Regions from separate parts of the Homo sapiens genome. Here region 1 is linked to region 2. The links are chromatin loops, found by intact Hi-C in ENCODE. Cell type or tissue: heart left ventricle. All regions are shown on one strand. Links, peaks and the distances in the headings refer to the core of each region. The heading gives the core; the rest is flanking DNA.

Region 1 (2,925 bases), core at 184-2,683, 350 kb after region 2:
CACTGTTCTCTGTTTTCCTCTGAGTCTCCATACCAAACTCCCTTCATGGATGAAAACAGAGTTTTACCACATGATTACTGAAATTATGTATGTGTCTAATTCCCCCACTAGGCCAGCAGTCCCTTCCATTTCTCAATCCCCATAACTGGCCACAGCATCTGGCATAAAATGGGCCCTTTATAAATGTTTATGTAACAAGCCAGGCGCAGTGGCTCATGCCTGTAATCCCAGCAATTTGGGGGGCCAAGGCAGGTGGATCACCTGAAGTCAGGAGTTCAAGACCAGCCTGACCAACATAGTGAAACCCCATCTCTACTAAAAATAAAAAAATTAGATGGATGTGGTGGCGTGTACCTGTAATCCCAGCTACTCAGGAGGCTGAGGCAGGAGAATTGCTTGAGCCCAAGAGATGGAGGTTGCAGTGAGCTGAGATTGTGCCACTACACTCCAGCCTGGGTGACAGAGCGAGACTCTGTCTCAAAAAAAACCAGAATGTTTATGGAACAAATAAGGTGCCTTTGTTCGTTAGGTATTTTGATTAATAAATAGTTAACATATTAAATTCAGGTGACCCGTTTTCAAAGAATTGGAATGTAAAAAAAAAAACAAACCCTTGTGGCAGATTATTGTTCAATATTCATTCTCTCCTCGCCACCTCTGTGGGAGAAGTACACTTCTCTGATTCTTGATTTGGAGCTCTGTGAAATGATTTGCTTTGATTAATTGGATATCTGCTGATTTCTGGATTGGTTAACTGGATATCATGTCCAGTTAATCAAAGGGGCTTGGATGCAAGCAGAGGCTTGGAATTGCTCGCACACCTGGGCCTCTGCCATTGCCCTGAGAATATACGTTGGCCAGAATATGCCTTGGTCCAAGGAGGATACAAGATATTTGGCACATACTCCATACCAAACCTGCAGCTTGGAGACACACAGCTGAGCCCAGCTGAGATCAGCCTGCTCAATAGATCTGCAGAAGAGTCAGCAAAAATGCATGCTTATCATTGTACACCCCTGAGATTTTGGAGTTGTTTCATAGCAATAGCTGATGATACAACCCTACACTAAAAAATGCCCCAACCACAATTTTGTTGTCCTTTGTTTAGGAAGTGAGTCACAGACTGGTTTTAGACTACCTCTGAGCCTCAGTTTCCTCATTTGTAAAATCTGTAAAATGGTTATGAGACTGAATGAGAGAATCCAAGAAAAGCCTTCAGTGCAGCCTGCAGCACAGGGACTGTGCTCAGTATGTGCTATTGTTATGAAAGCATCTCTGGACCTGGGGTCCCTGTGTCGAACAGCAGCTCTCACTAGTTACTGGGATGTGCCCGAGGAGGGTGCCACGTAACAGAATGTCAAGCGACAACACTCTGTCTCACGACGTACATCCTTCCAAAGTGACCTAAGGTGAACTTCCTCGCCTCCTGCCAAAGAGCTAAGGCACCACTGCCTGTTTATCACAGTCAATTAATTGGTGACGCAGCTGTCCTGGTGGAGATAGAATCAGTGTCCTCGTCTTGTGTCCTGTGGTGAGAGAGGCTAAGATGCGGGTGAGAGTTTTAATCTGCTAACGCTAGGCTGTGGCAGGCTGCCAGCAGGGCACTTAGCTCAGCCTCCCCGCCCTCCCTCTCCCATCTGTCTTCACTCCTCATGGACTCTTAATGCCACTGAATGCTAACAGGCAAAACGTATGTGACTGGAGGAGACCTGAAACAAAGGGGTGAGAACAGCCACCCAACAGAAGCTGTCTCCTGCAATCTCTTCCCCTCCATGGCTCAACTGTGCATCAACTGACCCAGGGCAGCTCGCTTTTGTCCCTCAGTAGGATATGAAAATCTCTCCAGGCCCCACCCGCCCCCGCAAAAGGCTAAGAATTATTCTTTCCAAACTATCTAATTCATACACTGTGATGTCTCAACAAAGCCGTGTGTAGGCATGGGTGCTGAAGGCATTTTGCATTTAACTATTCTACCAGCTTCAAAACCCTTAGGATCCAGTGATAAATCCTGCGAATGCTGAGGTTTACGCTCTCCTCAGAGTATCAGGAACCTACTGGTGTTTGGCTGGAGATTGCAAATGTTTCTGACAGCTCATGTGAATCTTAGAAAATAGAAAACAACCTATCCCACATTACATAATCAGGCCAGGAAAACATGTTTCATATTAGAAAGGCAGCCAGCAATTTTCCAGGACTCGGACAGGGGTCCAGGTTTTTTGTCTGGCCTGGTCCTGCTGAAGAATGACAGCACTTTAACCTCTCTGTATCTCCTTCTCTCTCAAGCAAAGACCCATGGAGCTGCCCCTCTGTGCTGGCATGCCTCTTTGTGTATTGTACTACTTCCTTCACTTGAGAGAGGATGAATAAATATCAAAGCCCGAGAATTATTACGCTTCTCAGAGAGGTTGGAATAATCAGTAAGATGTTTCTAACACAAACAGGAAATGAAAAGGAAGAGATAGCAAGGTCTTTAGAAGCAGGCTGGATCCTTACAAAGGTGCAACTTAACCAGCTAAATAATCAAATAGACAGCCCCTTTAGAGTCTATCAAGCCTGTCCACATTCCCAAGCAAGGCCAAGGTCCCCAGATTACCCTCCTTTTCATCTTCCAAAACCTTTAAGCTTCTCTGAGAGGTGCCCCCAAACCCCAGCCCAGCCTTCCCTGGCATAGCTGGTCACCCCCTCCCAGTACTTCTTAGCACTTATTTAGGATAACACGGTGATGGGGTGAGGGAGGACATGCTGGGATGGGTGGAACTGTGCACTGGTAATGAGCGTGGGTCGTGGAGGAAGTCAGACCGAGGTTCACATTCTGGCTCCTTCACTTGACCTTGGGCAAGTGAAACAATCTCTCTCAACCTCAGTTTCCTCATCTGTGATGTAGGACTACCTCCATTATAGCACTAAATTAAATATAAGTATATA
Region 2 (2,925 bases), core at 294-2,793:
AATAATCTACCATGTAGCAGACTCATATAGATGATGACATCCACCCGAAAGGTAATACTTTTTAAAGGCCCATGTCTACAAAATTAAGTTAAAATATATTAAAACTTAACAGAAAGTCTGAGTTATTAAATTTAATTAAGCTAAATTCAAACACTAAAACCAAAGTTACTTTTTCTTAGACAACAAAACAAAGCTTTTAGTTGAAACTTGACTAGTCTTACACAAAATACTCTCCACAGAGGATACCCTTAAACGGGCCTGAAATTACTATAATAACAATAACATTACTGCTATCGTCTTGATAATAACAATAAAGCACTTATCTCATTTGACCCTAAAAAAACTTAGTGAGGTAAAATATTCAGGGAGATTAAATGATATAACTCAAGGTGGCCTAGATGGTGGCAAAGCCAGAACCTTATTAAGCTATTCTAATTCTAAAATCCACATGGTCTTTCTGTACCACCTGGAGGTCCTATTGGCAGCTGCTAAATTCTCTTGGACATAATTCCATACTAACCTGGATTGTGCCATATTTACCCAACAAGGAATGGCATTATAATCAGATTGTTTTGTTTTTAATATATCCTTTCTGCAATAAAATTAACTATAGTAAAACTATTCCTTTACTTGGTAGATTCCTGTGATTCTGTAATTACTTAGCCATTAATTTCTTGATGTATAAAATCAGTGTATCTTCCCCCAACACACACTGAAACAAAACACAATATATACTAATGTTTACTTTTAAAAACAATATAACTTCAACTTTCAGAGAGTATATACACAAACACAAGATAAAATAATAAGTTCTTTAGTGACTTTAAATTTTGGAAAAGTCAGATAAAGATCAAACATAGAAAAGAAAAAAGAAAAATATTATTATCATCCTCATTGTACCAATTATCCCGCCATGCCTAAGATTCTTTCCCCTCTAAGATTAAAGAGCTTAGTCAAGAATCACACTAAGAAAAGCAATAATCAGTTACTACAAAAATTAGAATAATGATTAAGTTAATGTAATTTATACACACAAGGTTGTTTTATTATTTCTTCAGGAAAAATGTGCCCCCATCTCTATTATATAAATGTTTGACATTAACAAATTTATTTAAGCATGAATTTCTACATCACTAGCAGAAAGTGAACATGTAGCTCCAAGAAAGTTTTCTTATATACTGTTTTGCACTGTTTTGTTGCTGCATAATGTCATCTTTCTCTGTCAACATTGTTTACCCAGCAAATTAAAAAAGTTTTAGTTGTCTGCCAGTATTGTTTTTTGTCATGTTTTACAAAAAAATAAAGTTTTAACACCTCCAAAGTCTAAATGAGAGTTACAACTTAATTACTGCAATATAATGTTATTCACTATCTGGTGTCAAGCCTACGCAATTTAATAATTCCCAAATCCTTATATTTAAGAGCAATTATTTTACATTGTTATTCCTAAGTAAGTATGTTTATAAAGTCACTCAGTTGGGAGACAATCCTTTAGAAGTTCTGTCAATATTCACCTTGGCCATAAAGTTATAAGTAGCCTTTATCATAATTATAATGATATATTTAAAACAAAAAAAAAATCTAAGCTCTGCTACAACAAAGACAGCCAGTAGAGGGACTAAAAGTTTACTTTTGCTATTAGCAGAATAAATTCACGTTTTACTCTCAGAGCAGTGGTTCCTGTCATAAAGAAATCCAAACATATCACTAGAAAATATAATGCAAAATATAATGTTCTAGCTCTAGAGCTACTTACTAACAGGAGTCAATCTGTCATTAAAAATTTTTCATTTTAATTTTGGTCAAAAACCTCAAGTAAGAGTTCTGCCACAAGATAATATAAAGCAAAACCTTTTACTTCACTTAAAATTTCCTATTATAGTTCTCTCAACAACCAATTACCATGGTGTTAAATTACTCAGTTAAAGCATAAAATCTCAATAATAAGAAAATTTAAAGAATTAATGTAAACAGATATTATCTATTATAACCTATGTTATTTTTGAAAGAAAATGCTTTTGCAATGTTACAACAAATTTTGAAAAAAAATTTTGAAAATACTAAGAAAAGGTAATTTCCTCCAAATATAAACTAACCTGATCTCAGGAAAACAATTATTTTCACTTACCTAAGAAACTGAAAATGTAGTGGAGGAGGGGCATAGGAATGCTACCTTACCCTTAAACGGGTCATAAAATCTTCTGATGTGCTAATCATGTTTGTCAAGTCAATAATTCATTGTCATTAATACTGTTAATTTTTTTAAAGGTGGAGGAGGTTCATTAAATTATAGGGATAAATACACAAACTGGGTAATAACATATTACAAACAAAACAGAATTACTTAAGTCAATAAAGGCCTAACATGCTTATATTTAAATCAATATTCCAAGGCCAGAATTACAAATTTCACATTTGTTTTAGATTTCAGTAAGATTATTATTTTTATTGTTAAAATCTCAGGTAGTGTAGTATAAATGAGTCTTTTGATGTCAAACTCTAAAATATTCATCTTAAGACATTAACCCTTGTAAAACCTTTGACCACATAAAAAAGATCTCTGAAGGATACGTTAGAAACTGATTAGCCATGGTTGCCTCCATAGAAAGGAAGTAAACAATTGGGTAACTTTTTATAATACTTCAACTTTTTTTTAACCATGTGCATTTATTATATGTTCAAAACAAATACTCTTCAAAATTAAAAATGTGTTTGGTATTCTAAAATAAAATCTGCTAGAATATAAAAATCTGGTAACAGAATACATTAAGGTCTACAGCTACAGAAAACATGTTAGAATTCCACAGTATAAGAAATATATTTTTAGTTTCAAGTAACTCCGTTACACGACTGTGTTCCGATACAATTCCTTTATTCAACCACGTAATTCCTTATGTTAAAAATACAACAGCATTAAAAACAGAT

What was found. Hi-C counts contacts between places; a loop is a spot of excess contacts. Peaks named below come from ENCODE experiments on the same cell type or tissue, not always from the same donor. Only the 100,000 strongest peaks of a DNase experiment are listed, where the experiment ranks them.
Region 1: a loop joins it to region 2, with 4 times the contacts of the local background. A loop is called at or near these places in 41 of 110 quality-filtered maps.

What each region holds. Positions count from the first base shown.
Region 1 is chr13:51,784,749-51,787,673 of GRCh38, forward strand. The region is part of intron 4 of DHRS12 (dehydrogenase/reductase 12); the gene reads right to left. Among named protein-coding and RNA genes, the nearest start is that of DHRS12, 18 kb to the right of the region's middle. In heart left ventricle, for the core only: no CTCF peak of the experiment used is centred there; a DNase peak (open chromatin) is centred at 1,589; H3K27ac peaks cover 1,903 bases.
Region 2 is chr13:51,433,569-51,436,493 of GRCh38, forward strand. All of the region lies in intron 3 of INTS6 (integrator complex subunit 6), which reads right to left. Among named protein-coding and RNA genes, the nearest start is that of INTS6, 18 kb to the right of the region's middle. In heart left ventricle, for the core only: a CTCF peak has its summit at 1,605; no DNase peak of the experiment used is centred there.